Linked DNA regions of Homo sapiens: regions 1, 3, 4 and 5 are each linked to region 2. The links are chromatin loops, found by intact Hi-C in ENCODE. Cell type or tissue: OCI-LY7. All regions are shown on one strand. Each heading gives the region's core, and the rest is flanking DNA. Links, peaks and the distances in the headings are about the cores only.

Evidence for each region. A loop is a pair of places that touch in the nucleus more often than their neighbours do. Peaks named below come from ENCODE experiments on the same cell type or tissue, not always from the same donor. Only the 100,000 strongest peaks of a DNase experiment are listed, where the experiment ranks them.
Region 1: it touches region 2 in a loop (3-fold over the local background); 82 of 110 quality-filtered maps call a loop at or near these places.
Region 3: it touches region 2 in a loop (4-fold over the local background); 4 of 110 quality-filtered maps call a loop at or near these places.
Region 4: a loop joins it to region 2, with 4 times the contacts of the local background. A loop is called at or near these places in 7 of 110 quality-filtered maps.
Region 5: it touches region 2 in a loop (5-fold over the local background); 9 of 110 quality-filtered maps call a loop at or near these places.

What each region holds. Positions count from the first base shown.
Region 1 is chr20:5,566,137-5,572,474 of GRCh38, forward strand. It overlaps GPCPD1 (glycerophosphocholine phosphodiesterase 1), which reads right to left. Exons shown (of 20, transcript NM_019593.5): 12 at 4,011-4,103; 13 at 1,347-1,424; 14 at 597-636. Among named protein-coding and RNA genes, the nearest start is that of GPCPD1, 42 kb to the right of the region's middle. In OCI-LY7, for the core only: CTCF peaks have their summits at 3,103 (motif pointing right) and 3,309; DNase peaks (open chromatin) are centred at 3,125 and 4,605; H3K27ac peaks cover 2,322 bases.
Region 2 is chr20:5,769,399-5,774,398 of GRCh38, forward strand. SHLD1 (shieldin complex subunit 1) reads left to right here. Exons shown (of 3, transcript NM_152504.4): 2 at 3,464-3,645. The coding sequence starts at 3,468. Among named protein-coding and RNA genes, the nearest start is that of SHLD1, 21 kb to the left of the region's middle. In OCI-LY7, for the core only: a CTCF peak has its summit at 2,333; DNase peaks (open chromatin) are centred at 1,043, 1,723 and 2,173; H3K4me3 peaks cover 1,716 bases; H3K27ac peaks cover 2,439 bases.
Region 3 is chr20:5,671,541-5,677,878 of GRCh38, forward strand. No RefSeq gene overlaps it. Among named protein-coding and RNA genes, the nearest start is that of GPCPD1, 64 kb to the left of the region's middle. In OCI-LY7, for the core only: a CTCF peak has its summit at 3,060; DNase peaks (open chromatin) are centred at 941, 2,094, 2,961 and 4,101; H3K4me3 peaks cover 3,006 bases; H3K27ac peaks cover 4,339 bases.
Region 4 is chr20:5,688,852-5,695,189 of GRCh38, forward strand. No RefSeq gene overlaps it. Among named protein-coding and RNA genes, the nearest start is that of SHLD1, 58 kb to the right of the region's middle. In OCI-LY7, for the core only: no CTCF peak of the experiment used is centred there; DNase peaks (open chromatin) are centred at 828 and 3,270; H3K4me3 peaks cover 999 bases; H3K27ac peaks cover 4,771 bases.
Region 5 is chr20:5,642,100-5,648,437 of GRCh38, forward strand. No RefSeq gene overlaps it. Among named protein-coding and RNA genes, the nearest start is that of GPCPD1, 34 kb to the left of the region's middle. RefSeq lists enhancers at 4,844-4,893, 5,414-5,553. In OCI-LY7, for the core only: a CTCF peak has its summit at 3,386; DNase peaks (open chromatin) are centred at 3,522, 4,762 and 5,512; H3K4me3 peaks cover 2,486 bases; H3K27ac peaks cover 4,814 bases.

The sequences.
Region 1 (6,338 bases), core at 820-5,819, 200 kb before region 2:
AGATAAACACCTATATCTATAGTACACCTACTATATGTACAGCACCATCAGTCTCTGGGAATATAAAAACATTTTCCTACCCCTGAGGGGCTAACACTCTAGTTGAAAAGACAGGACATATATGAAAATAAAGGATTTAAAATGAATACAATAAGCCTCATATGAATGGCACAGCCATTAATTTCTATGGGAGTAGAAAAGTGAAGTGAAATTATAAAGGGATGTGGTAGGCAGGACAAAGCTTGCCCACGGTCATAACAGGTAAATGAAGAGCTGGTTCAAATTGACCCTGTAGCCGGATTCTATAGTTGATTTACTTTCTACTTTGTAATGGTTAAGAATGTTTGGAAAGATTGATAAGTATTAACACTTTGATCATCAAGCTAAGAAAAGCAATGCAATGGTTACTATACACATGATATATATTTAGTAGAAAACAAATGCAAATTCATTTCCGAACTATAAAATTACATTTAGAAGGCCCAGTATTATACTCATAAAAATGACCAAGTATCAAGTATGTGCTAAAATCGATTTTAAAAATCCTATTAATGCTAACTACAAAAGGAAAACAGTGTTTCCATATTGGTACATACCTTTCCGATCCTTAGATTTCAGTGCAGTCACATGAGTGAGCTAGAAAGCACACAAACAAAATGAAATCAGAAAGGAAGCCTTAGCTTATGAAGAGATGGTTAACAGAAAATATCCTGAAAAACTAGCAAGATAAAAAAGCCTATAAAACGTAGAACTATCAGTTTAATAAGAATAAGCACTAGCCACTATATATATTTTATATGTGCATACACATTTAAGATAATGATCAAATACTCAATTAGGGAAGAATATAAAAATTCTTCACTAGATAACTGTTAATAGGGAATCATGCATTTATTTAGGTTCCTAATAGGGACAGGAAGAGGTACCATGTAAAATTACATGATACAAAATATTCAAAGGTATTGGAAATTAACATATATTTACCAACTATTGCATAAAAGGCCTATTGTAAAATAATGACCATTATATGAAGAAGGGCTACTGCAGAACAGAAGCAACCTAAAGATTATGAATGAGAAGGGCTAGCCACTATGGCCTACAAAAACTTATGGTCTAGTTCGTTCCTTCATAAATACAAAAACCAGTGGGGTCCATGGAAATGGTTGGAGAAGACAGCTGGATCGATACAGAACCCTTCTCCCAAACAGAACAGAATACCAAAGCACATAGTCTACACATTAAATTTAACAGTCATCCCCATGTGCAAAGAGAACATAACCATATACAAGCAAGTACAATAGTCCTAAAGCTAAGGGATAATTTACATTTCATGTTATTATTACTACCTTTAACAACTGGAGTTGGTCAAATGTTAATTCTTTTACTGGAATTTCAAATAATTCAACTGGATCAGCATCAAATTTCTAAAAAAAAAAAAAAAAGAAAGAAAGAAAAAGAAAGAATAAAGAAAATTAAGAGAAAAGTAAGCCCTAAATTATTACTGAATGCTTACACTAGACAGGCCTAGCAACTCTATTTACTCAACAATGAGAATAACTGTTAGTAGCCATACTGAGCCCATGCAGGACAGCCCTTCTAACCTAACACCACCTCCCAGCCCTTATATTCTGGCTTTCATTTTTATTGCAGTGTAGAATACCTGGAAGGAAAATGCAGCTGGCAGAAAGCTGTAGCGCTGAAGACAGCTGAGGATAGAACCAGAAGTCAGTCATCTCCCCTACTTCCTGTTATGCTGTCTATACATTTTCTTTGATACTTATCCATACTACGTGACTAGAAATCAATATGAAAGTACTATATAAAATTTATTTCTGTAAGTTTCTAATCTTTTCGAAGACTTTTAAACATCTGATTAAAAACAGCAGACACACCAAATGTCATGAAAAAATTGTCTGATTAGCTATAAACCATAATACTTAAGCACTCTGAGCTACCATGTTTCCCCCACAAGCAAATCTGTTGTATTAGGTTTTAATGTCTATCAAATGATCAATGTCACTCTGTTGAAGGCACTTCTACAGGAAATGAATTAAGGTATCACCAATAAATCATCTGTCCAACAAATATACTTAGTATATATATATATATACTTAGTATATATATATACTAAAATCCATCACATATATATTCATTCATATGCATTGGTATGAACCTGTACATGCATAAAGTTTTTCTGGAATACACAAGAAACTATTAAAAGTAAGACAGTAAGAACAAGGAAAAACAGGAAAGATTTATTTCTCATTTCATAATCTTCTGAAATACTTTTTTTTTTTCTAATGAAGATGAATTGTTTTTATAAGAAAAACACCAGCTTAAAAATCAAAATTCAGTATAAAAGTTCATTGCTTTCATTTCTCAATTAACTCATTCAGGTTCAACTTCAGATCAAGATATAGCCTGGTGAAAATGGGGCATTAGTAATATTTGAACTCTCATTGATTTTCAGAAGTAAACTGTAGCTTGGCCGGGTGCAGTGGCTCACATCTGTAATCCCAGCACTTTGGGAGGCTGAGATGGGCGGATCACCTGAGGTCAAGAGTTTGAGACCAGCCTGGCCAACATGGTGAAGCCCCGTCTCTACTAAAAAATACAAAAATTAGTTGGGCTTGGTCCAGCTACTTAGGAGTCTGCAGTCCTAGCTACTTAGGAGGCTGAGGCAGGAGAATCGCTTGAACCCAGGAGGTGGAGGTTGAGCCAAGATCACATCACTGCACTCCAGCCTAGGCAACAGAGCGAGACTCGGTCTCAAATAAATAAATAAATAAATTGCAGCTAGATCAATTAATCTCAATCTTGGCTAATAAGATCATTTATCACTTCACTCTTTCTCATTTATCTTTTCATTAATGTTCTTCCATGACTAAAACAACCTGTTCCATGTGTTTGGTCACTCTACTCATGTAATCTGAATAGATGCACCTCCTTCCTTTCCTCCCTTCCTCCCCTCCCCTCCCCTTCCTTCCTTTCTTCCTTCTTTCTCCTAATACCATTTCGCAGAAACAAAAGGGTCCTTTCCTATACATAATATATACATCATAATAATCCAACCCCTAGGAACTCTGATTAAAATTCACCAGCAGGTGGTGCCAGGGTCTTTGTCACACTCTTTAATACAACAGACAGTATCTGGTACAGTGATGCTAGCCAACTAGACTAACTTTAAATCAACTCAGTTGGAAATTAATACCCAACACAGTTTTAGAGTCTAAGTCCCCGAGAAATCACTTGGTTACATAGTATACTGACGTTTAGGGACTATATCATTATCATGATTATGTTTGTACAAAAACAATTACAGTTTTTTTACAGCTATGTAAGTTTTTAAATCTCATTCTGGATCCCCCCCCGCCATTATGCCCTCTTCTCCATTCTTCTGGTCCCCTACTCCAATTCAGGCTTACCTTTCCTGTAGCCCACATTGCTGCTCGCCCTGCCTGCAGTCTCTGTCCTCTGAAATTCCTATTTCATCAGCTACCAAAACATTAGTCTTGAACATTTCCCTTTTCAGCTAAAAAGTATTTCCTACCCCCCTAGTTCTTGAGTCTAAACCTCTTCACTGAGGCCCTCCACCATCTAACTCCAAACCTCTTTTTGAATTTTTCACTGTGGCTCACTAGCCTTATTAATTGAAGAAGCTTGAAGCAGAAACAGCTGGAATCCTAGAAAACAAACACTATGATATCTTCCTCTCTTGCCTCAATATAGTAGCATAGACAGACCGCTACAGAAACCACCTGGAATGTCCCTTTTTTGTAACATAATAAAGTATTTTCAGCAATAGAGACCCTACTCTAGGAAGGCAGTATTCCCAACTCATCACTGTCTCAATGTTGCAAGAGCATGAGAGGGAAGGACTGGCAGTAATTCACCAAGAAAATGAATTAACCAATTCTATTTAATAAGTAATTAAAAATATAAAAAAACTTCCTAGTTTTTAAACCTTTTACTTAACATTAAGAGTTTGAAATGAAGAAATTTCAACGTACCTTTTTCATAGTCAAACAACAGGTAAGATCATGATATACCACGGGCACAAAGTCCTTTGAAAGGTGTACGTCAAATTCTACAAAGGCTGCACCCTGACAGAAGGAAGCAAGTATTTGAAAAACATTGCCTGGTACACAGTACCTCTCAAACTGCAAGAACGTAAGAAATTTTTGTTCACTATAAAATTACAGACCTGTACAAACTTTTTCTAAAAAGTAATGTATTCTCTTAAAACAATGGGTTTTCTCTTTTGCAAAAGCACAGCTACTTTTTCCTGGCAAAAAAAAAAAAAAAAAAAAACGGACACAGATTCACTTCAAAACACTCAGAGGCACCGCAGTGGCAGTGAGACAGCCTTCGGGGCTGTTACTTCTGCAACTGCTATTGGCAGAAAAGGAACCCAACAAAAGCCCCAAGCTCAGGGATCCCACACATTGCTGCCCACTGCCCCTGCAAACCTTAGCTGCACAGCTAACATGAAAGATTCAGTGAGGGAAGGAATAAGCTGCAAAGTGCCTTAGCTCGGCTCCTTAGGGCACCTGAGCAGTCCACTGTACAGCCTTTCTCAGCAAAATGTCAGTACGGAATGAAAGAGGAAGCCATAACTGCTGATGAACAGACAGAGACAACAGAAACAGGAAAAAGATGATGCTCATGTCCGGTTTCCTAATGAAAGCCAAACAAATGAGGAAGACATGAATTATAGTTAAAGCCAAATTTCTAAAAAGCAGATCCACACAGAAGGAGCAGGACTGAAATTAATTTAAAGAAAAAAAGAAAGAAAGAAAGAAAAAGGCAGATCCACTCACCCCTATGAATTAATTCAGTTAAAGTCTGTATGTCATAAACTGACATACAAATATGTACCTTTTCTGAAAGGCCAGCTGCGATAGAAGGAAGCAAGGTTTGAAAATTCTGTAACACTACTTTACTGAAAAGATGGGTGCATTTCTACCCCTTACACTGGCTCTAAATTGTCAAGGGGTAGAACTCAACTTGGGAATACACATGGATCACAGACTAGAGTCAAAGGAGTTCAAGAGTCTGGCGAGGAAGCCTACTTCCTTGCAGACTTCCGAAGCGGGAAACTTAGCACCTCTTATTTTAAACAAGACAATACCAAAACCCTTTCTACCAAAGAGGACAAACCCTACCATTCCCAAGTAGTTCTAACTATTAAACATTTTAAGTTGTAGCTTTCTAATTTTTTTGGTTTTAGACAACCATAATCCTTATAGAAAATAATTTTAGTAGAAGACAAAACTTAATCCCAAAATTCATCATGAGGTTTAAGTAATAAGCCAATAACAGACCGAAACATCTTCATAGATATGTATTTAACATTAAAATAAGCCAATAATAATTAAAATAACACATCTGAAAATGTGATCCCTGTGAGTTATAAAGGATTTCATTAGAATATGGAAGAAAAAGGCTTAATGAAATCCTCTCTCAAAAAGCACATATCTAAAAATTATTGGCAGGGTGCAGTGGCTCACGCCTATAATGCCAGCACTTTGGGAGGCTGAGGCAGTCAGATCACCTGAGGTAAGAAGTTCAAGACCAGCCTGGCCAACATGGCGAAACCCCATCTCTACTAAAATTACAAAAATTAGCTGGGCATGGTGGCAAACGCCTGTAATCTCAGCTACTCGGGAGGCTGAAACTGGAGAATCGCTTGAACCTAGGAGGTGGAGGTTGCAGTGAACCAAGATCATGCCACTGCACTCCAGCCTGAGTGACAGAACAAAACTCCATCTCAAAAAAAAAAAAAATTTAACAGGGTCATCACACCGGCATGATGGTTCATGCCTGTAATCTTAGCACTTAGGGAGGCCAAGTGAGGGGATCGCTTGAGCCCACAAGTTCGAAACCAGTCTGAGCAACATAGTGAGATCCCGTCTCTACAAAAAATACAACAATTAGCCAGGTATGATGACACATGCCTGTGGTCCCAGCTACTTGAGAGGCCAAAGCAGGAGGATCATTTGAGCCCAGGAGGTTGAGGCTATAGTGAGCTATGATCCTGCCACTGCACTCCAGCCTGGGTGACGAAGCCATCACGTTTATAGCTAATGAAATGATGTTTAGACTAGCTATGACAGTAAAACTGGTTCCAAATTAATTATAAACTATAGCCTAATAATATTAATAAATATCATATTTTCAACAGAAAGATAAAACAATCTACTAACATTTTAAACATTAAAATTATGATCAATTCAAGATGTCATGAATTTTAAAATGCATTATTTTATATACCACTAAGAGGGGGAAATAAGCTGTCAATTAAATTATGACTCAAAGCTAAGTTGTAAACCCATTCC
Region 2 (5,000 bases), core at 1-5,000:
GACCATCAATAGCAGGGGAAAGTACAGCAGTCCTGCCTTACCCTTGAGGTGGACTACGGACCCCCCAGGGGATACCCGAAATGGCAGATGGTACTGAACCCAATATGTACTACGTTTTTTCCTATGCATATATACATACCTATGATAAAGGTTAATTTATAAATTAGGCACAGTAGGAGATGAACAACAAAACTAATAATAGAACAGTTATTAAAATATACTGTAATATAAGTTATGTGAATGTGGTCTCTCTCTCAAAATATCTTATTGTACTATAGTCACCCTTCTTTTTGTGGTGATGTGAGATGATGAAATGCCTACGTGGCTGAGCACTGTGGCTCACACCTGTAATCCCAGCACTTTGGGAGGCTGAGACGGGTGGATCATCTGAGGTCAGGGGTTCGAGACCAGCCTGGCCAACATGGCAAAACTCCGTCTCTACTAAAAATACAAAAATTAGCCAGGTGTGGTGGCACATGCCTGTAATCCCAGCTGCTTGGGAGGCTGAGGCAGGAGAATCGCTTGAACCCAGGAGGCGGAGGTTGCAGTGAGCCGAGATTGTGCCATTGCACTCCAGCCTGGGCAACAAGAGTGAAACTCCTTCTCAAAAAAAAAAAAAAAAAAAAAAGGAATTACCTATGTGATGAGATGAAGAGAGGTGAATGGCGCAGGCACTGTTAGTGTTCGGCTACTATTGACTTTCTGAGGTTACATCAGAAGGAGGATCCTCTGCTTCAGGCAATACTGGATCATTGAGCCATGAAGATCTCAATGCTTGGGGATCCTTGATAGTGTTTTTTGATGAAAACTTTTGGAAGAACATTCTAATCAGAGGTTGTTGCCTTTCTCTAACTCAAAAGTGTTGCTGCGAAGTTGTAGGCGATTTTAAGCTGCATTCCATCTGAGGATCATATGCCATAATTTTGTGCTTTAATGTCAGTGCAGTTTGAAACACTTCAGCAAATTTTAGTAATGTCCACATGGCTGGTTCTGGTTTAGTTTTTTCTTCATCTTCCTCTTCCTCTGTGGAGGACATGAAAGTTCTTCCAGTTCCTCATTTGCTAACACTTCTCAAAGGCCTTCAGTATGTCCTTCTATTTCATCAAGCATATCAGCAAATCCTTCTCCATCAACTTGTCTTGTTGCATGGATGATTTTCCTAATTCATCTATCAATTTCAGGCAAGCCTTTAAAATCATTCACAACTTCCACTCCATCAGTCCTTCCAGCAGGCATTTGGTTTGTGGTTTAATTCATCCATTGCAACTTGATGAGTGCTATTGCATCAGCAATAGTGAATGATTTCCAGCACTACATTATTTCCAGTTTAGGGTCTGCATCCATTGCTGTTGAATGTGATCAAATACCAGGCAGATGTATGTGGCCTTGAGAAAATGAATGATGTCCTAGTCAAGCGGCTGAAGCAAAAGGTTGTATTTGCAGGTAAAAATACAACCTCAGCATTTTCATTTTCATGGCAAACAGATTCAGGATGGTTAGGTACATTATCTATTATTAATAGGTCCTTAAATTCCAGCCCTTCCTCTTTCAAATATTTTTTCACTTCTGGGAACCATTGATACATTGGTGGAACCACTCTATAAACAAGACAGCTGTCACCCATACTTTCTGATTATATGGCTAGAACACAAGCATAAATAATTTTTGGTTTTGCTTTTGAGAGCACATGGGTTCTTTGCTCTGTACACTATGCTTAGCTTTATCATATGCCCTGCAGCGTTGCCACAGAGTACCAGAGTTAATCTGGTACTTTCCAGTCTTTTCATGCTTTATGCCCTGGTGCTTCCTTTGCACTTTTATGAATGTAGGTTCTATTGGTCATCTTCTTCCAGAAGAGGCCAGTTTTATTGCAATTGAAGACTTGCTGTGTATGGTATCTTTTCTCCTTAATCTACTTCTTCAAGTCTGCTAAAAATGTTGCAGCAGCTTCTTCACTGGCAAATGCAACCTTTTTAGTAATTTTTATGCTTTTCAGCCCAAACCTATTCTTGAATCTGTGTAACTGTCCCTTACTTGCAGTAAATGGCTTGGTGTCACTTGTTTCAGGGGATCCTTGCTGATGTCTTTGTGTAGGTTCTGTGCTTTCTGGTACAACACACTGCTATCAGAACACCTTTCTGTTCATATCTTCCACGCACAAATGTAAGGCCTTTTTCATCTTAACTAAGCACTTATGTACTGTGGCCATAACTCCATAACTTTTTTTTTTTTTTGAGACAGAGTCTTGCTCTGTAGCCCAGGCTGGAGTGCAGTGGTGCAATCTCGGCTCACTACAACCTCCGTGTGGCTATAACTTTTGCAGTTTGAGGTGTGTCAGCAAGACTAACATGAATTTCTTTTTCCTTCTTCACAATTTCACGGATAGAAGATTCATTGTTACAGTAGATCTTAGTAGCCTAGGCATATGATTTTTTTCTTTGCTTATTGAGTTGAGAACTTTTACCTTTTTTTTTTTTTTTTTTTTTTTTTTTTGAGATGGAGGTTTGCTCTTGTTGCCCAGGCTGGAGTGCAATAGCACGGTCTCCGCTCACTGCAACCTCCGCTTCGCAAGTTCAAGGGATTCTCTTGCCTCTGACTCCCAAGTAGCTGGGATTACAGGCACCCACCACCAAGCCTGGCTAAATTTTTGTATTTGTAGTAGAGACAGGGTTTCACCATGTTGGCCAGGCTGGTCTTGAACTCCTGACCTCAGGTGATCCACCCACCTCAGCCTCCCAAAGTGCTGGGATTACAGGTATGAGCCAGTGTGCCTGGCCAACTTTTACCTTTTTGCCTAAAGAAAGTATTTTGTGGCCTATCTTTGGCATATCTGACTTGCTGGCATCACTACTCTTGTGTTTTGGGGCCATTAATAAGTAAAATAAGGGTTACTTGAACACAAGCACTGTGATACCACAACAGTCCATCTGGTAACTGAAAAGGCTACTGAATGACTAAGGGGCAGGTAGCATGTACAGTTCAGATACGCTGGACAGGGGTAATTAATGTCCCAGGTGGGATGGAGTGGGACAGCATGAGATTTCATTACAATACTCAGAATGGTGCACAATTTGAAATTTATGAATTGTTTATTTCTGGAGTTTTCCATGTAATATTTTTGAACCACAGTTGGGTGAGATCAACTGAAACTGCAGAGAGCAAAATCGCACATAAGGGGGGACTACTGTAAATCATTCTGATTTCACTGTTGTTTGACCTTTAAAATTTTTTGGGTGGGTATGGTGGCTCACACCTATAATCCCATCACTTTGGGAGGCTGAGGTGGGAGGATTGCTTGAGCCCAGGAGTTCAAGACCAGCCTGGGCAACTTAGTGAGACCTGATCTCTACAAAAATAAAAATAAAAATAAAAAACAAATAAAATTCTTCAAGCTCTGTCTCCAATGAAGGATCCTGCTATGTGGTGCCTTTTGTACTGAATTGTTTTCTTTTTTCCATGGCAGGACTATGGCAGCCAGGGACGCCACTTCAGGCAGCCTGTCAGAGGAGAGCAGTGCTTTGGACCTGCCATCAGCGTGTGACATAAGAGATTACGTCCTGCAGGGACCCAGCCAAGAAGCCAACAGCGAGGCTTTCAGTTCTTTGGAATTCCATTCTTTTCCTTATTCTTCTGATGTGGATCCAGGTAATAAGCAGAGTTTAAAACAAACTAACTTAAAAACAACTAGCAGCAATACGGGTGTGTGATAGTTTGTTTCTCTCTCTTCCAATAGCAGATCTCTGAGAATGCTTCATTGTCTTAGGCAGAAAAACATCTTACCTAAGCAAAGCTTTCAGGAGGAACTTCAAAGGACAGCTTACCTGGCACAGCAATGACAAGGAGCTGTTTCCTGGATGTCTTTTTGTTATTGTTGCTGTTAATCTCAGGTCTCTTTCTAATCTCCCTCAAAATGAATTCAGAAGCAGGGGAATATTTGGTTCAACAAAGAGAGAGTGGAATTTTTTTTTGTTTTGTTCTTTTAAAACTTCAGAAAATAGCAATGTGGGCCTGTTATGTGTGATGAGTAATAAAAATAGAGACTTTAGCATTCCTTGTATGAAGTATGCTGTGGATTTAAGTAACAACCTTTCTACAAGGTTTCCTGACTAGATTGCCGAAACATCTATTATTTAAACTAATGATAATTCCCTGATGTAGGTAGTGGCCGTCTTTAGTGGTAAAGCCCTCTCTTTCATATTAATTACCTGATCTGAGTCTGGAGGCCCGCAGACCTGGATTTATTTATTTATTCATTTATTTCTTGTTAGTTTTGGTTAATCCCCTGGGTTTATCACACAGACCTGGATTTAAAGTTCAGCTCTGCCACTTGCTGGCTATGTGACTTGGGGCGTGTTCCTTAACCCCTCTGAGCTCCAGAGTCGTCTACAAAATGGTGATCAGAATGCTTGCTCCACCCAGTCAGGTTTAGCTTAAGGTAAACCTGTAAGATACTTAGCATGGTTTTTCTGCCATCGATGGGTGCTCAGTCAATGTTGTTGTCGTTAATATTAAGAAATCCAAATGGCCGGGTGTGGTAGCTCACACCTGTAATCCTAACACTTTGGGAGGCCGAGGCGGGTGGATCACCTAAGGTCAGGAGTTCAAGACCAGCCTGGCCAACATGGTGAAACCCTGTCTCTACTAAAAATACAAAAATTAGCCAGGTGTGGTGGCGGGCGCCTGTAATACCAGCTACTCGGGAGGCTGAAGCAGGAGAATCGCTTGAACCCGGAAGGTGGAGGTTGCAGTGAGCTGAGATCGTGCCACTTCACTCCAGTCTGAGCGAAAGAGCAAAACTCTGTCTCAAAACAAAAAACAAAAAACAAACAACAACAAAAAACAAATCCAAATATATATTTTTAGAAAGAACTCATTGTGGGTACTAAGCAAATGTAGGCTTTAATGATGATGAATTCAGTGATGACTACAGGTAGGATGTGTAACTGTCATTGCCTTCAAGAATTCTATGGAGAAATATGTTTGGGATTCTCTGCTGATTT
Region 3 (6,338 bases), core at 741-5,740, 97 kb before region 2:
GAACCCAGTGCTTTCCTTGGTGTATAACAATTACCCCACACTCTTGAGTGTCTTAAAATAGTCAGCAGACGTTAAAAGTTGCATCAGAATCTTTTTTTTTTCTTTTGAGACGGAGTCTTGCTGTGTCACCCAGGCTGGAGTGCAGTGGCACAATCTCGGCTCACTGCAAGCTCTGCCTCCCGGGTTCACACCATTCTCCTGCCTCAACCTCCCGAGTAGCTAGGACTACAGGCACCTGCCACCACGCCCGTCTAATTTTTTGTATTTTTAGTAGAGATGGGGTTTCACCGTGTTAGCCAGGATGGTCTCGATCCCCTGACCTTGTGATCCACCCACCTCGGCCTCCCAAAGTGCTGGGATTACAAGGCGTGAGCCACCGCGCCCGGCCTGCATCAGAATCCTTTTTTTAAAAAAAGTTACCTTGGACCAGGCAGGGTGGCTCACTCCTGTAATCCCAGCACTTTGGGAGGCCAAGGCAGGTGGATTATCTGAGGTTAGGAGTTCGAGACCCGCCTGACCAACATGGTGAAACTCTGTCTCTACTAAAAATACAAAATTAGCCAGACATGGTGGTGCACACCTGTAATCCCAGCTACTGGGGAGGCTGAGGCAGAAGAATCGCTTGAACCCAGGAAGTGGAGGTTGCGGTGAGCCGAGATTGTGCCATTGCACTCCAGCCTGGGCAACAAGAGCAAAACTCCGTCTCAAATAAATAAATAAATAAAAAATAAATATAAAAAAGTGATCTTATATTAGTCTGTTCTCATGCTGCTATAAAGAACTTCCCTAGACTGGGTAATTTATAAGGGAAAGAGGTGTAACTGACCCACGGTTCCACATGACTGGGGAGGCCTCAGGAAACTTACAATCATGGCAGAAGGGGAAACAAGCCGTCTTACGTGGCAGCAGGTGAGGCCGGGGGTGTGGGGAGAGGGAGAGAGCACGTGTAAGCACAGGAAAAACTACTCTTTAAAACCGTCAGATCGCATGAGAACTCACTATCATGAAAACAGCACGGGGGAACTGCCCCCATAATCCAATCACCTCCTACCAGGTCTCTCCGTTAACGCCTGGGGATTACAAGTCAAGATGAGATTTGGGTGAGAACACAAAGCCTAATCATATCAGATCTGTTTTTATTTTATTTTATTTTATTTTATTTTATTTTATTTTATTTTATTTTATTTTATTTATTATTTTATTTTATTATTTTATTTTATTATTTTATTTTATTTTATTTTATATTTTATTTTATTTTATTTTGAGAGGGAGTCTAACTCTGTCACCCAGGCTGGAGCGCAGTGCCGCGACCTCCGCTCACTGCAAGCTCCGCCTCCCGGGTTCCCGCCATTCTCCTGCCTCAGCCTCCAGAGTAGTGGGGACTACAGGCGCCCACCACTACGCCCGGCTAATTTTTTATATTTTTAGTAGAGACGGGGTTTCACCTGTGTTAGCCAGGATGATCTCGATCTCCTGACCTCGTGATCCGCCCGCTTCGGCCTCCCAAAGTGCTGGGATTACAGGCGTGAGCCACCGCACCCGGCCATATCTGTTTTTAAATATACATAATATTGAATTATATCTGTTCTTATGTTTAAAGTACTAGTAGGAAATACCCAAAATATTAATAATCTTTGTAACTGAGGGATAGGTTTATACTTGATTTTTACTTTTACTTTTCATTTATCTGTAGTGCCTATATTGTCTACAATAAACATGTATTATATATTTACTTTTGTTGTAAGGAACAAAGGTTTTTCTAAAAGTGGGGAGTGAGACTTAACCCCTGAACTCCCCCCAAAAAGACCATTGAATTTGTTTTCATGAGAATTAAACATTTCTTGAGTCAAAGACACCAAAAGTGAACTTAACAGCAGATGAACTGAGAAAAAGTATTTACAATGTGCAGAGCAGAAAAAGAGTTTTATTTTTCTGAAAACATTTTTATTTATTTATTTATTTTGAGACAGGGTCTCACTTTGTCACCCAGGCTGCAATGCAGTGCTATTATCTCAGCTCACTGCAGCCTTGACCTCCTGGGTTCAAGTGATCCTCTAACCTCAGCCCCCCAAGTATCGGGGACTACAGGTGCACGCACCACCGCACCCAACTAATTATTTGTATTTTTTGTAGAGACAGATTTTCGCTATGTTGCCCAGGCTCAAACTTCTGGGCTACAGCAATCTGCCCACCTTGACCTCCCAAAGTGCTAGGATTACAGGCATGAGCCACCATGCTTGGCCAGGAAAAGAATTTTAATCATTATATACATATACGTGTGTGTGTGTGTGTGTATACATATATATAAAACAAGTCAATAAGAAAAATAAAAACAATCAATAGAAAATTGAACAAAAGATAACAGCAATTTACAGAAGTTGAAGAAAAAAGTCCAATAAATATATGAAAAGATTTTAATCTCATTAAAAACGAAGGAAATAGAGGTCACAACCATTAATAAAATATTTTTTGCCAAAAAAATTTTTTTTGCTTATCACTTTAGAAAATACCTTAAAAATCACTAGCAATCAGAGTTTGTGAGGATGGTTATTCTCGCTAATAATACCAACCATCTATGTGTATACCTACTGTTGGTGGAACTGAAAATTGGCAGAGCCCTTTCTGAAAAGAACTTAGTGGTATATGTCAATACTTTAGGTATGCATGCCCTATGACACAGTGGTTCCAATTTCAGGTATCTATTCCAGAGAAATATTTGCCCATGTGCATGAAGAGGTGTGTACAAGAAGAGGCATGAGTCATAAAGCACTGGAAACAACACAAATGTCTAGCATGGAAGAATGGTTATGTAAACTATGATTGGTCTGTTCTATTGAAAAACCACACAGCACCTAAAACAATTAGAAAGACCTATATGTGGTGACATGGCAAGATAGAGCAACATAGCTCAGGGGTAACCACTGAGGGCCTGTCTGGATTCAAATCATGTTTCTGAAACTTCCTGTCTGTCAGACCTTGGAGAAGCCGCCTAAAGCGCTCTAAGTTTCCACTTCCCCATTTGTAAAATCGGAAAGATAGTATTATGTGCCTCCTAGGGCTGTTAATGAGAATTAAATGGGGCAATACATGCACTGTGTTTTTTTTTTTTTTTTTTTTTTGAGACAGGGACTTGCTCTATCATCTAGAGTAGAGTGCAGTGGCATTATCATGGCTCATTGCAGCCTTGACCTCCCAGGTTCAAATGATCCTCCTACCTCAGCCTCCTGGGACTGTAGCTGGGAATACAGGAGTGCACCACTGTGCTTGGCTAATTTTTATTTTTTTGTAGAGATGGGATCTTGCTATGTTGCCCAGGGTAGTCTCGAACTCCTGGGCTCAAGTGATCCACCCGCCTCAGCATCCCAAAGTGCTGGGATTAGAGGTATTAGCCACTTTGCCTGGCCATACACAACATTTTGAACTGTGTGTGTCTCACAGTAATTTATCAATAAAAATACAAACTTTTGCATATTAGAGAAAAGCAAGTTGTAGAACACCAAACATGATATCAAAGCCTTAATACTAAAGGTAATATATGTGGGTATGCCTATATATGCATAGAAAATGGCCCAGTAGAAAACATGTCTCATTAATAGCGGTGTTTATTTCTGATAAAGGAAAGGACTGGGATAAGGCTGGGGTAGGAAAGCTGTCATATCAACTCTACACTTCAGTATTATTTACTTTTTTACAGAAATAAATGTAACTTGTTTGCTGCATGCAGGCACTTGCATGCGCACGCGCGCACACACACACACACACACACACACACATATGCATACACCAGTTACCTTGGGCAAGGCAATATAGGCTTTGACTCTAGTTTGAAGATTTCAAGAGTACCAAATGTTTTACTCAAGGAATTTGAGCAATTGTGCAATTTTCAACAGTGTTTTGTGTCTATTTTGGCTACACAGAGAACTTCCTCAACAACATGGAAACAGACGAGTTTAGATTGTAGTTAACAAGAATAATTTGCAGAAATAGAAAGAAGCAAATAATCTGTTCTGTTAATAACACTCATCTGTCACCCATGCAATGCCTTTCACAGTTGACTGAGAGCCAATTTTATCTTGCTGTCACATAGAGTGTCCTTTTTATCATTGCAGTTGCACACTTCCCACAATCTTTAGGCAAAGAGGCGGAACTGCCTCATCTACGTGTATAGAAGTTATCTTGTTGCCCGGGTTGGAGTGTGCAGTGTGCAGTCTTGCCTCACTGCAGCCTTGACCTCCTGGGTTTAAGCAATCCTCCTGCCTCAGCCTCCTGAGTTTCTAGGACTACATACATGCCACCATGCTGGGCTAATTAAAAAAAATTTTTTTTGTAGAGATAGGGTCTTGCTATGTTGCCCAGGCTGCTCTCAAACTCCTGGCTTCAAGTGATTCTCCCACCTCAGCGTTCTAATATGTAGGGATTATAGGTGTCAGCCACCATGCTCAGCCTCTCTTGTGTCTCTGAAGAAGGTGCTGGTGAAGAAAGGATCTGGGGCGTCCCAGGTGAGGGAGAACTTTCCAACGCATGCAATCCATCTTGGGCCTCAGGTGACACCCTTGTATCATTCTGAATTAGGAAACGCTTCATTTTTTTAAACCTCATTATGCAAGGAGAATATTTTTTAAAATATTTTAAGGCCAGGCGCAGTGGCTTATGCCTGTAATCCTAGCACTTTTGGAGGCCGAGGCAGGTGGATCACCTGAGGTTGGGAGTTTGAGACCAGCCTGGCCAACATGGTGAAACCCCATCTCTACTAACAACACAAAAAGTACACTGGGCATGGTGGTGCCTGCCTGTAATCTCAGCTACTTGGGAGGCTGAGGCAGGAGAATCGCTTGAACCTGGGAGGCAGAGGTTGGAGGAAGCTGAGATTGTGCCACTGCACTCCGGCCTGGGCGACAGAAGGAGACTCTGTTTCAAAAAAGAAAAAAAAATGCAATCAAAACAAAAATAATAATCATTATGATATGATACCCATGGATTAACCACTCAGATTTAATGGATTTGAACATTTTTACACAATAGATTCTGGTGTGATTTTTTAAAAAAAGTTTATTAAAAAAAATAAAACTGGCTGGGCACGGAGGCTCACGCCTATAATCCCAGCACTTTGGGAAGCTGAGGCGGGTGGATAGCCTGAGATCAAGAGTTTGAAACCAGTCTGGCCAACATGGTGAAACCCTGACTCTACTAAAAATACAAAAATTATCCAGGCGTGGTGGCACATGCCTGTAATCCCAGCTACTCGGGAGGCTGAGGCAGAAGAATTGCTGGAACCCAGGAGGTGGAGGTTGCGGTGAGCCGAGATCTCACCACTGCACTCCAGCCTGGGCAACAGAGCTAGACTCGGTGTCAAAGAAATAAATCAATTAGATTAAATTTAAAAAAAAACTATGCAACTACAGCTAACTCCTTCCACCCTGTCCCAATCCTTTCTTGTACTTCCTTTTGCAGAGGTAACCAGCTTCCTGAACTGAGAGAGATCATTAGTGAGCATAGTTTTATTTTCTTCTTTTTTTCTTTTTCTTTTTATTTAAATAATAGGGACGAGGTCTTGCTATGTTGAACAGTCTGGTCTTGAACTCCTGGCCTCAAGCAATCCTCCCATCTCAGCCTCCCAAAGTGCTGGGATTATAGACGTGAGCCACCATACCCAGCCAACTAATGAGCATAGTTTTAAATCTCCCCACATAAATACGTGCATCATTCAGGGCCTTGACAAGCATGTGCAAACGGGGTCATGGAAGACAATTTCATAAAAGTTCTCTTTGCAAATGTAGAGGCTGCAATAAGGGACCCCAGAAAGGGATGGTGAAGCATCTTGGGGGTAGCAACTGGAGGTCCCCTGCTACAGAACTCAGAAAGACTTGCCACTGTAGCAGAGGGTTACCGACAGTACTTGTGGTCTTCAGTGAACAAATGCAGCCTCTGCAAACCCCTGGCAAAGAGGGAGTAGGCAAGGAGAGGAAGAGAGTTAATTCCCCCTGCCTGTCTCTTCTCCTCCCCTCTGACTCCTACTGGTGCTTCCCATTGGATGAACCCAACCAAAGACAGAGAAAAGAGTTCTCTGATAAGGTCTGTAAAGCTTCCCAGGGCCAGAAGTAGGTAGAGAAGGCCAGGAAGAGGATGTGACAGCTGGAGAATATGTGTCCACAAACAACACAAAGCATTATTTGTGTGTTTTACAAATTCTCTTAAACGATATCACGCTTTTACATGGTTTTTGTTTGTTTTTCTCGAGACAGAATCTCACTCTTATTGCCCAGACTGGAGTGCAGTAGCGCGATCTCGGCTCACTGCAACCTCCACCTCCTGGGTTCAAGCGATTCTCCCGCCTCAGC
Region 4 (6,338 bases), core at 554-5,553, 80 kb before region 2:
CTAGGGGTTTCCACCTTAACATAAGACCTATGCCCAGGGTCATCACATGAAGACCTGAGTCAGCCACTTACTGGCCAGATGGCCACGGGTTACCCACTCTGGGCCACGGGTTACCCACTCTGGGTCACAGGTTACCCACTCTGGCCCTCAGTTTCTGTCTGGAAAGAGGTAGCCAGTCACACTAAAGGGGGACTTCTTTTTGGGTAGGCTATTAGAGAGGCTGATTCGATCATTGATTTTTTTTTTTTAAACAAAGCTTATGTTTTTCCTCCGAGTATAAAAGTAAAACATGACGGTTATGTAATTTTGAAAAACAGAAAAATAAATTTAGGCCTGGCACGGTGGCTTACTCCTGTAATCTCAGCACTTTGGGAGGCCGAGGTGGGCAGATCACTTGAGGCCAGGAGTTCAAGACCAGCCTGGCCAACATAGAGAAACCTTGTCTCTATTAAAAATACAAAAAATTAGCCTAGCGTCGTGGGGCGCACCTGTAATCCCAGCTACTCGAGGGGCTGAGGCATGAGAATCACTTGAACCTGGGAGGCAGAGGTTGCCGTGAGCTGAGATTGCACCACTGCACTCCAACCTGGGAGACAGAGAAAATCTGTCTCAACAAAAAAAAAAGAAAAATCAATTTAAAAAGTTAAAATTACCCAAATTCCACCACTCAAGGATATTTTCTTTGAAAGTAGAGGGCACAGGGTGGCCTTGAACCCTAACGTACCCTGCTTTGGGTCTGGCTATGCTGCAGGACTACGGCCCTAAGATTTCTGCAAATGTCCAGTTGCTGTGTGTAGACGCAGCTTGAAATAAACTGCTTGTACAGCATGAGGAGGAAATGTGACTGTCGGACCCTTATGTAACAGAGTAGGAAACCCTGAGTGTAAACAGGGTTTCCCTTGTCAAGGAACGGAAATTGGTTTCCAACCGGTGCTTTCAAGGGCAGACCAGGAGCTAGGAAAAGAAATAGGAAGTCATAGAATGGAACAGAGGAAATTAGGAAATGAAAATCTATAGCCTCAGCATGAAGTTTATGAGGTAATTGGACTGTTTTTCTCAAACTGTGCTGGATAAATCTGGGAAGAAAGATTGATTTCTGATCCTAAGAAGACCTGCAGTATAGACCAGCAGGTCAGGCTCAAGTGAGGCCTGATTATATATTTAATAATAACAGAAAAACTTTTGCAAAGGCTGTATCCATTCGGCGAGCTAGAGACCAGGTAGAAATACCATATGAAGGCAACCCCAGGAAGTAATAGGAATAATAGGGAAAATGGGCCAGGTACAGTGACTCACCTGTACCTGTAATTCCAGTACTTTGGGAGGTTGAGGTGGCCTCGCTTGAGCCCAGAAGTTCAAGACCAGCCTGGGCAATGTGGTGAAACCCTATCTCTACAAAAAAAAAAAAAAAGTATCCAGGCATGTGGTACGGGCCTATAGTCCCAGCTACTTGGGAGGCTGAGTTGGGAGGATCACTTGAGCCCAGGATGTAGAGACTGCACTGAGCCGTGATCGTGCCACTGCACTCCAACTTCAGCCTGGGTGACAGAGCAAGACCCTGTCTCAAAAAAACCCAAAAACTTAAAATAGGGAGATTATACTGTATTATCTGGGTGGTCCCAATTTAATCGCATGATCCCCTAAAACAGAATTTTCTCCAGCTGGAGTCAGACAGATGTGGCAGAAAGAAAAGTCAGGGAGGTTTTTAAGTGTGAGAAAGACTTGACCTGTGAAGGGGCCACATGGAAAGCATGAGAAATAATGCAGGAAGCTTCTTGGAGCAAAGACTGGCCCTCAGCTCACAACCAGCAAGGAAGGTGGGACGCCAGCCCTACGACCACAAGGAACTAAATTTGACCAACACCTGAAGGGGATCCATCCCCAGAGCTTGCAGTAGGGAACCCAGCCCTGTCACCACCTTGAGTGAGGCTTTCTGGGGCCCTGAGCAGATGACTCAGTTGAGCCAGAGTTTTTGAGAGTGGGGCTCTGACCTACAGAACTGTGAGACAATAAATGAAATTGCTTTAAGCCACTCCATTTGTAGTAATGCTATAGCAGCAATAGGAAACCTACACCCTGACATGTCAACTAACTACTGCAAGCCAATGTGAATACGACCTTCATGGAGTGTGTCCCAGGCCATGGGCAGAAGAGGGAATAGCCAGCTCTGCTAGGGAAAGTGAAGAAGGCTTCTCAGAGAAGGCATGCTTTGGGTCCTCTAGAGGTGGAGCCTGAGATGAGATTCCAGTGCAAGCAATGGTTTTGGGTGATGTTCCCAGGAATCAACAGTAAGGGAGTGACAGAGTGAGACAGAAAAAAGGAAAGAAGTCAGTAAAAGTGTGTGCGGTGGCTCATGCCCGTAATCCCAGCACTTTGGGAGGCTGAGGTGGGCAGATCATGAGGTCAGGAGTTTGAGACCAGCCTGGCCAACACGGCAAAACCTCATCTCTACTAAAAATACAAAAATTAGCCGGGCATGGTGGCGGGCGCCTGTAATCCCAGCTACTCCGGAGGCTGAGTCGGGAGAATGGCCTGAACCCGGAAAGGCAGAGGTTGCAGTGAGCCAAGATTGTGCCATTGCACTCCAGACTGGGCGACAAGAGCAAGACCCCCATCTCAAAAAAAAAAAAAAAAAAAGTGAATCAGGCTGGGCATGGTGGCTCACACCTGTCATCCCAGAACCAGAACTTTGGGAGGCCAAGGGGGACTGATAACTTGAGCTCAGGAATTAGAGACCAGCCTGGGCAACATGACAAAACCCCGTCTGTACAAAAAACACAAAAATTAGCTGGGAGCGGTGGTGCATGCCTGTAGTCCCAGCTACTTGGGAGGCTGAAGTAGGAGGATTGCTTGAGCCTGGGAAGTCAAGACTGTGGTGAGCCGGGATCACGCCACTGCACTCCAGCCTGGGTGACAGGGCCAGACCTTGTTTACAAAAAAAAAAAAAAAAAAACACCAAACTTATTAAGCAAGTTACCATTGTAGGCAGCTGGAGCTTTATCCTTCTCGGGGATGCTGGGAAACTGTAGATTTTGTCTGGGAGGGATGGAGGGACGGGGATTTATGCATCTGCTTCCATCAATATTGGTTGGGAGCCTCTTTTGGGGCCATTAATTCCCTAGTACTCAGCCCTTCGATGTATGTATGCAGAGCAGGCACCAACAGTTTCAGAAAACACTCAGGCAAAAGGTTGCAGGTGCTAGCACTTGGCAGTCTGATTGGTGTGCACTGAACCAGTGAGGCCAAGGGGCCAAGGGAAGGGGGAGCACCGGCAGCATTTGAAGGGAGTGAGGGTTTACCAGGCAGAGACCAGAGCAGGTGTTGCAGGCAGACGGAAATGGTTATGCACACAGAGGCCCAAAAACAAGCAAAAGAGTTCTGTGAAGTGGCTAGAGGATTTGAATCTGGAGTTGGACAAACAGGTTTGAATCCTGACTCTGACTCCTCACTGCTTATTCTCCTTAGGCAAGTCACTCCACTGCTCTGAGCATCAGCTATATGATGGGAATTATGGTAGGACCTGCCTCATTGTGCTGTCACAAGGATTAAATTATTTTATTTTATTTTATTTTATTTTATTTTATTTTATTTTATTTTATTTTATTTTTTGAGATAGAGTCTCGCTCTGTGGCCCAGGCTGGAGCGCAGTGGTGTGATCTCCACTCACTGCAACCTCTGCCTCCTGGGTTCAAGCGATTTTCCTGCCTTAGCCTCCCAAGTAACTGTGATTACAGGCGCGCGCCACCACCCTGCCTGGCTAAGTTTTGTATTTTTAGTAGAGATGGAGTTTCACCATGTTGGCCAGGCTACACTCGAACTCTTGACCTCAGGTGATCCACCCACCTTGGCCTCCCAAAGTGCTGGGATTACATGCATGAGCCACCATGCCCAGCCACAGGATTAAATTAGGTTATGCTTTAAAAGAGTATGGCACCTGGTCAGCCCTCAATAATGATAAGCAATACTTCTGTTGTTGTCCCACCAGTGGGTGAATGTTGGCTAGTTGGCTATGCCCACACAAAGAGTGCATGGAGACAAGGGGTCCAGTGGAGTAGTAGGCCAGAAAGGTGGGTAGCAGCTTCGAGGTACCCTGTGAGGTATTTTCAATTGTAGGCTCACCCAGACTGAACCAAGCACAGCTCACACTTGTAATCTCAGTGCTTTGGGAGGCCGAGGGAAGAACACTTGAGAGGCCAGGGGTTCAAGACCAGCCTGGGCAACAAGGAAAGACCCCATTTCTACAAAATAATAATAATTTAAAAAAAAATAGGCACAGTAGTGAGTGTCTGTAGTCCTAGCTACTCAAGAGGCTGAGGCAGGAGGATTGCTTGAGCCCAGGAGTTCGAGGCTGTAGGGAGCTATGATTGTACCACTGTACTCCAGCCTGGGTGACAGAGCAAGACTCCATTAAAAAAAAAGTGAGAGGCCGGGCACGGTGACTCCTGCCTGTAATCCAGCTTGACCAACATGGAGAAACCCTGTCTCTAGTAAAAATACAAAATTAGCCAGGCATAGTGACACATGCCTGTAATCCCAGCTACTCAGGAGGCTGAGGCAGGAGAATCGCTTGAACCTGGGAGACGGAGGTTGCAGTGAGCCAAGATCGCACCATTGCACTCCAGCCTTTTTTTGCACACAAAAAAGGTGGGCGGGAGGGGGAGGCTTATTTTTAGGGAAAGTGAAATAACAATTCAGGACTTTTGAGCCTGAATCTGTGGATCCCAACGAGTCTGAATAAAATTTAGGAGGTCCACAAACTTGGCTAGGAAAAGAATCATTCCTATTTTCACTAACTTCCAACTGAAATTGACCTTCCCCTTCCATGATGAATGTGGGCAACAAACCACAATGATATTAGCAGGAATTGTGATTTTGTCACAAGTAAAAAAAAAAACAAACAAAAAAGCCCCCAGGTATTTCCAGATTGCAGACATCTTAAAGTATCCTTTATACCCTTTACTACTTCAAAATAATGTTTTTTAGACCTGTTTTTAGATTTAGATTTTTGTTTGTTTGTTTGTTTGTTTGTTTTGAGACAGAGTCTCACTCTATTACCCAGGCTGGAGTACAGTGGTGTAATCTCGGCTCACTGCAAACTCCGCCTCCTGGGCTCAAGTGATTTTACCACCTCAGCCACCCAAGTAGCTGGGACTACAGATCTGTGCCACCACTCCTGGCTGATTTTTGTATTTTTTATTTATTTATTTTTATTTTTTTGTAGAAACGGGGTTTCACCATGTTCACCATCCTGGTCTCGAACTCCTGACCTCAGGTGATCCACCCGTCTCAGCCTCCCAAAGTGCTGGGATTACAGGCATGAGCCACTGCGCCCAGCCCGCACCAGGCTTTTTAAAACCTCCCACAGACAGACATATTCTATGTTTTTACCCCTTCTTGCTGTGATCTTGTTGTGACCAATGTAATTACAAGGGTGGAAGGGCCATAGAGGCCATATCCCAGTTAAAGAGGATGTCTCTTTCCCATTAGGATTGGAAAGGGCCAGGCCCTGCTTAGGTTGTGCATCTGTTCTTGGATGAATCACGACGGATGCTGATGGATGACTGGGTCATGTTCCCAGCTTTGGGGGCGAGGATATGGCCCCGTCAGCCTCATCAAATCATGTGGAGTCTGTTAGTTTCTATTGCTGCTGTAACAATTTACCACAAATTTAGGGGCTTGAAGTCGCACACATTGATTACCTCCCAGTTCTAGAGGTCACAAGTCTAAAATGGGAATCACTGGGCTAAAATCAAGGTCATGGCTTGACTGCCTTCCTTTCTGGAGGCTCTAAGAGAGAATCTGTGTCCTTGCCTTTTCCACTTTCTAGGGACCACCTACATCTCCTGGCTTGTGCCCTATTCCTCCATCCTCAACACCAGCAACCTCCTTCTCATGCTCTTATTTTTCTGGTTCTCATTTTTCTGTCTCCCTCTTCTACTTATAAGGACTTTTGTGTTTATATTGGGTGCACTGGATAATCCAGGATAATCTCCCCATTCCAAGTCAGCTGATTAGAATAGCAATCTTAATTCCTTCTGCAACCTTAATTCCCCTTTTCCATGTAATCTAACACATTTACAAGTTCCAGGGGCTGTGACATGAATATGTTTGAGAGGCTATTTTTCCGCATACTATATAGAATCAACGCAATCACATTGAAGTGGAGAAAAAAGTGGTTCCCCAGAGGAAGGGATGTTGCACAGGCCAATAAGCATCTGTCTTCTACCACAAAGATTTAAGGGGGCCTGTGCAACGCTCTTGCTGCACTTCATTTATACTTTTATTAAGCATTTGTAGCAAGCGTTTGTGACGTCTGGTGTCACATCTCTGCAACTCAC
Region 5 (6,338 bases), core at 547-5,546, 130 kb before region 2:
CGGAGGTTGCAGTGCGCTGACTGTGCTCCAGCCTGGGCAACTGAGCGAGACTCCATCTAAAAAAAAAAAGAGGAAACAAAGGAGGTATGTAATATTGGAGCCAGGATCATTTTAAGGAAAACTCAAGCACTAATTTGAGTCCCAGAGCTGGGAATAGAGATGAAGTTCTTGAGACCTGGTTGTCCTTGACACGTGTTGCAGAAGAGGAGGGAAAACAGAAGTGAGAATGACAGACCCATTTTTCCTCTTTCAATGTTATTTTTGCACTAACAGAAGGAGACAAGCTGCCCTTGCCCTTAAAAGGTCATTTTCAATCTCTTGGCCAGACTAGAAGGAGAATATTTCTCCTGAATAATTAATTGGTTTTAAGAAGATGGAAAGATATTTTTAGCTTCTAAGAAGAAATCAGGGTCGCTTGAATGATATCTTTATTCAACAAGGACACAGTCTTTCAGGAAGTTTACTTGTGCCAATGTAATTAGTAGTTGCTTTACAGGACAATGCTGTGCAGGTTTCACGCTGTGATGAAAGGAGATGATTTTCCAGTTACTGTTAATTGAAAATTGAAGCAAAGTGAACTTTGCAATCAAAACAGGAAGGGAAAACCAGACTGCAATAAGACAATAACCTTAGAGCTTTGTTCTTTCACAACACACAGAGAAGAAGCAAAGGGTTTTTTAAACTACTTTCATCTGGGCCAAATTTCTTGGAAGAATGCCCTCTGCCTGCCATCTACTTCCCTCTGGCTTGGCTTTTGCCCCAACCACCACTTCACTGAACCTGCTTTCATTATGGCCAACAAGGACTCCATGTTGCCTAACCCACTGGACATTTTTCTGTTTTGTGTTTTCTGATCTCTAAGCAACATTGACTCAATTGACCACTCACTGTTTCTGAAAATACTTTCCTTCTAGTTTCAGGGATGCCATTTTCTCCTTGTTTGTCATCTCCCTGGCCATCTATTTAAGGTCTTCCTCCATTATCCAACCTCTAAATGTTAAGGATCCTGGTCAGGCACAGTGGCTCATGCATGTAATCTCAGAACTTTGGGAGGTTGAGGTGGGAAAATCACTTGAAGACAGGAGTTCAAGACCAGACTGGCCAGTATAGTGAGACCCCCATCTCAACTTTTATTTATTTATTTATTTTTTTGAGAGGGAGTTTCACTCTGTCACCCAGGCTAGAGTGCAGTGGCATGATCTCAGCTCACTGCAACCTCCGCCTCCCGGTTTCAAGAGATTCTCCTGCCTCAGCCTCCTGAGCAGCTGGGATTACAGGTGCCTGCCACCGTGGCTGGCTAATTTTTGCATTTTAATAAAGACGAAGTTTCACCATGTTGACTAGCCTGGTCTCCAACCCCTGACCTCAAGTGATCTGTCTGCCTTAGCCTCCCAAAGTGCTGGGATTACAGGTGTGAACCACCGCGCATGGCTCCCATCTCTACTTTTTAATAAAAAGAGAATAATAATAATAAAGCTGAGAATCTTAATCATTGCGTGTCTTCTCTTTTTCTTTTCTTTTTTTTTGAGGTGGAGTCAGGCTGGAGTGCAATGGCAGGGTCTCGGCTCACTGCAACCTCCGCACTATCCTGCCTCCCAAGTAGCTGGGATTACAGGCATGTGCCACTACTCCCCGCTAGTTTTGGTATTTTTAGTAGAGATGGGGTTTCACCACATTGGCCAGGCTGGTCTCGGAATCCTGACTTCAGGTGATCCACTCGCCTTGGTCTCCCAAAATACTGGGATTACAGGCGTGAGCCGCCACACCCAGCCACATCTCTGCTCTTTCTGTGCTTTCTGTCATATAAGTACTGCACTTTAAGCAATTGCACTACTGGAGCTCCTCTGTTCTCTTTCTGAATGATTTTATCCAATCCCATGGCTTTAATGCCATCTTGATACCAGCATTATCAACATTTATATCTCCAGCCCTGATCTCTTCCTGGAACTTCAGACTGTTATAATTCACCTGCCTTCTTAATATTCCAACCAGGAAATTCATAGACAGCACAATGTATCGCCTTGGTTCCTCCCTTCCCAAACCTGTTCTCCCACAGTAGGCCTTACTTGTCTTGTAGGTAGCACCACCTCCTATTTAACCACACTAGTAGGAAATTTCATTATATCTGGATTCATTTTTTCTCCCCACTCTCTACATCCAATTCATCACAAGTCTTGTTCATTCTGTATCCAAAGCCATTTCAAACTTGTCCACCTCCATTACCACCCCACCTCCTTACCCTCTCCATTACCACCCCATCTCCTTGCCCTATCCAACCCATTCTCTACCCAGAAAATAGGTCTATCTTAAAAAATAAAAATCAGATCACTCACAGTCTATGCAACATCCTTCATTGGATTCCCACTACACTTAGAACTAAATATAAACTTAGGCCTGGCACAGTGGCTTACACCTGTAATCCCAGCACTCTGGGAGGCCAAGGCAGGCCAATCACCTGAGGTCAGGAGTTGGAGACCAGCCTGGCCAACATGGCGAAACCTGTCTCTACTAAAAATACAAAAATTAGCCAGGCATAGTGGCAGGCACCTGTAATCCCAGCTACTTGGGAGGCTGAGGCAGGAGAATCACTTGAACCCAGGAGGCAGAGGTTGGGGTGAGTTGAGATCGCGCCACTGCACTCCAGCCTGGATGACAGAGCAAGACTCCATCTCAAAATAAATAAATAAATAAAAATAAACTTGTAGTGTCCTCTAAACTGCTACAGGACCTGGCTTCTACCCATCCTCCCAAGTGCAAGCTCATTTCATGCCACTCTGTCTTTGGCACACAATGCCAGTCCTGTCCAGCCTAGAGGTCTTTGCTATACTGTTCCTTCATCCTAGAAGCTCTTCCCCTACTCTTCCCATGCTAGCTTTGTCTCTTCCTCTGGGCCTTAGCTTAATTATTGTCCACTAAAGCAGACTTTCTGACCATCCTATCTGAAGTAAGCTTCTTTGTTTCCTTTATTCTCTTTTTAGCTCCTTCTTCCCCTCAGTCCTCACAGTTATTCCCACAGTCATAATGCCAACCCAATTTTTCCACAAATGAGGAAACAGAAAGACTTTTTAGGAACTTGTTAGATTTTAGACAAATCAAACACCACATAAACAACAAACTGCTTCTCTCCTAACTGGGCATCCTGCTGGATATGACCAGTCATACCCAATTCCACCCATATCTAAAAATTGAAAGGCTAACTGAGCATGGGGGTACACACCTATAGTCCCAGCTACTTGGGAGGCTGAGGTGGGAGGATCACTTGAACCTGGGAAGTTGAGGCTGCAGTGAGCCAAGATTGTGCCACTGCACTCCAGCCTGTGTGACAGAGTGAGACTCTGTCTCAAAAAAACCCAACTAGTTTTTAAAAAGTAAATACTGATAAGGTGAATCGGCATCTCAAACCCAAAATGAGGATACTCTTGAGACCCCCTTCAGTGGAAAGTGTGTAATGACCCAGATCCTGTTTTGCTGCAATCTTGGCCCTACATGACACAGCGGCATTCAACCGAACACGTAAAGACGAGAATAACTTTCTCACGAGTCTCATTTCCTGTGTTTTATATTAGAGCTCATTGTTGTTCTCTTTTTATTCCTCCTCTAAGACCAAAGTCCCATGAGATGGACCTTGGTAGAGTGAAAAAGGGTTTGAACTCAACTCAAATGCTATATGAGTGCATGCATGAAACTCCAGAATGGGCTCCAGCACTTTCAAATTTTTTTTCATTGACACTATCCACATGTAGAAAACATACCCTGTAAAGTACAACTTCTCCCTTTTGTTTCTAAGGTGAAAACTTAGGTCATATGCACGGAGCTGACAACAGATCACCCAATAATTATGTGATTGAAGTTGTCACTTATTTGGGTAAAACCTACTCAGGAATTTGAATTCTCTTCTAACAACTTGAACAGCTTCTCTTCTGTTTTGTTAATAAATCACTAAGTATGGCATACAAATCACCAGCAAGTTTTCGGAGAATTAAACTTACTGAAGCTCCTGCTTTCCAGCATTTTTATTTTATTTTATTTTATTTTTTGAGACGAAGTCTCGCTCTGTCGCGCAGGCTGGAGTTCAGTGGCACAATCTCGGCTCACTGCAACCTCTGCCTCCCAGGTTCAAGCAAGTCTCCTGACTCAGCCTCCCTAGTAGCTGGGATTACAGGCACGTGCCACTATGCCCAGCTAATTTTTTTTTTTTTTTTTTTGAAACGGAGTTTCGCTCTTGTTGCCCAGGCTGGAGTGCAATGGCATGATCTCAGCTCACTGCAACCTCCACTTCTTGGGTTCAAGCGATTCTCCTGCTTAGCCTCCCGAGTAGCTGGGAGGCTGAGGCAGGAGAATCGCTTGAGCCCGGGATGAGGAGGTTGCAGTGAGCCGACATGGCGCCACTGCACTCCAGCCCCAGCCTGGGCAACAAGAGTGAAACTCCATCTCAAAAAAAAAAAAAAAGAAAAAGAAAAAGAAAGTGAGTCACTTGATACCACAAAGAATATAGGCTCCTTTGTGAGCTAAAATTTCTAGATCTATAACTCAACAAAGGTGATTTATGACTTTTATAAATGTTGGAGGCCGGGCACAGTGCCTGACACTTGTAATCCAGCAAGTTGGGAAGGCAAGGTGGGCAGATTGCTTGAGCCCAGAAGTTTGAGATCAGCCTGGGCAACATGATGAAACCCCATCTCTACAAAAATAGAAAAATTAGCCAGGTGTGGTGGCATGCACCTGTAGTCCCAGCTACTCAAGACGCAGAGGTGGGGGGATCACCTAAGCCCAGGAAGTCGAGCGAACCGTGATTATGCAACTGCACTCCAGACTGGGTGACAGACTGAGACCCTGTCTCAAAAAAATAATAAAGTTAAATTAAAAATTAAGTGCAGCTGGGTGCGACGGCACACACCTGTAATCCCAGCATGTCCAGAGGCTGATGTGGGTGGATCACAAGGTCAGGAGTTCAAGACCAGCCTGGCCAAGATGGTGAAACCCCATCTCTACTAAAAATACAAAAATTAGCTGGGCATGGTGGTGGGCACCTGTAGTCCCAGCCACTCGGGAGGCTGAGGCACGAGAATGGCGTGAACCCGGGAGGTGGAGCTTGTAGTGAGCAGAGATCATGCCACTGCACTCCAGCCTGGGCGACAGAGCGAGACTCCATCTCAAAAAAAAAGAAAAGTGAGTCACTAGATACCATAAAGGGCAAAATTCCCAGGCTCATCTGTCCCTGAGGAAACGTTGAGGAGGAAATGTGGTTAGTTGTTTGTTTATATTTGTTTCTATAAGGAAGAAAGCTTGAGGTAGAGCTGAAATGCTTTTGCATTTTCTCATGCCACTTTAATACAGTCTCTATTCAGGACTCAGTGAAAACTTTTAAAAGAATATCAAGAGAAATATTTTTGTTGCTGTCGTTGTTTTAACCATAAGAATCATGACTGGGCTAAGAGATTTCCCTAAACTGTCCAAGCATGCTGTAGCTGCTAAGGCCATTTTCTTGGCTGCTTCTATTTTTCTTTTTTTTATGACCTATATTGCCTCCAGATTGGCTGCTTCTAAAGGGGTTGTTCGTACTGGGCTCTGAACTGAGTTACCCAGTTTAACTTCTATGTAGAAAATTACACCAGCTCTGGCCAGGTGCAGTGGCTCATGCTGTAATCCCAGCACTTTGGGAGACCAAGGCGGGTGGATCACCTGAGGTCAAGAGTTTGAGACCATCCTGGCCAACATGGTGAAACCCCGTCTCTACTAAAAATACAAAAAATTAGCCGGGTGTGGTGGCGGGTGCCTGTAGTCCCAGCTACTTGGGAGGCTGAGGCAGGAGAATTGCTTGAACCCGGCCGGGATGAGGAGATTTCAGTGTGCCGACATGGCGCCACTGCACTCCAGCCTGGGCAACAAGAGCGAAACTCCATCTCAAAAAAAAAAAAAGAAAAAAAACGACATCAGCTCTATCTCGAATTCAGTGTCTGGTGAAATTCTGAAAGAACTTAAGAAATGCTATGAGACAGGAGACACAAGACGCAACTCTGTCTTCATTGCTCAACAAATGCTAACAGGGTGTGTGCTTCTGTTCTCAATGAGTCAGACAGATTGGCCAGCTCTGAGCTCTGTTTAATTTGGTCCCACAGGCATGGGCCTCCTTCAAACACTGTCACTTCCAGAAAGTAAAGCAAGACACAAAACAAAACAAAATATCTCAGAGCTGGAAGAGACCTGAGGGATCACCTCCTCCAACATTCTCACTTAAAAAAGAAAAAAATCTAGGCTGGATGCAGTGGCTCATGTCTGTAATCCCAGCACTTTGGGAGGCCGAGGTGGGCAGATGACTTGAGGCCAGGAGTTTGAGG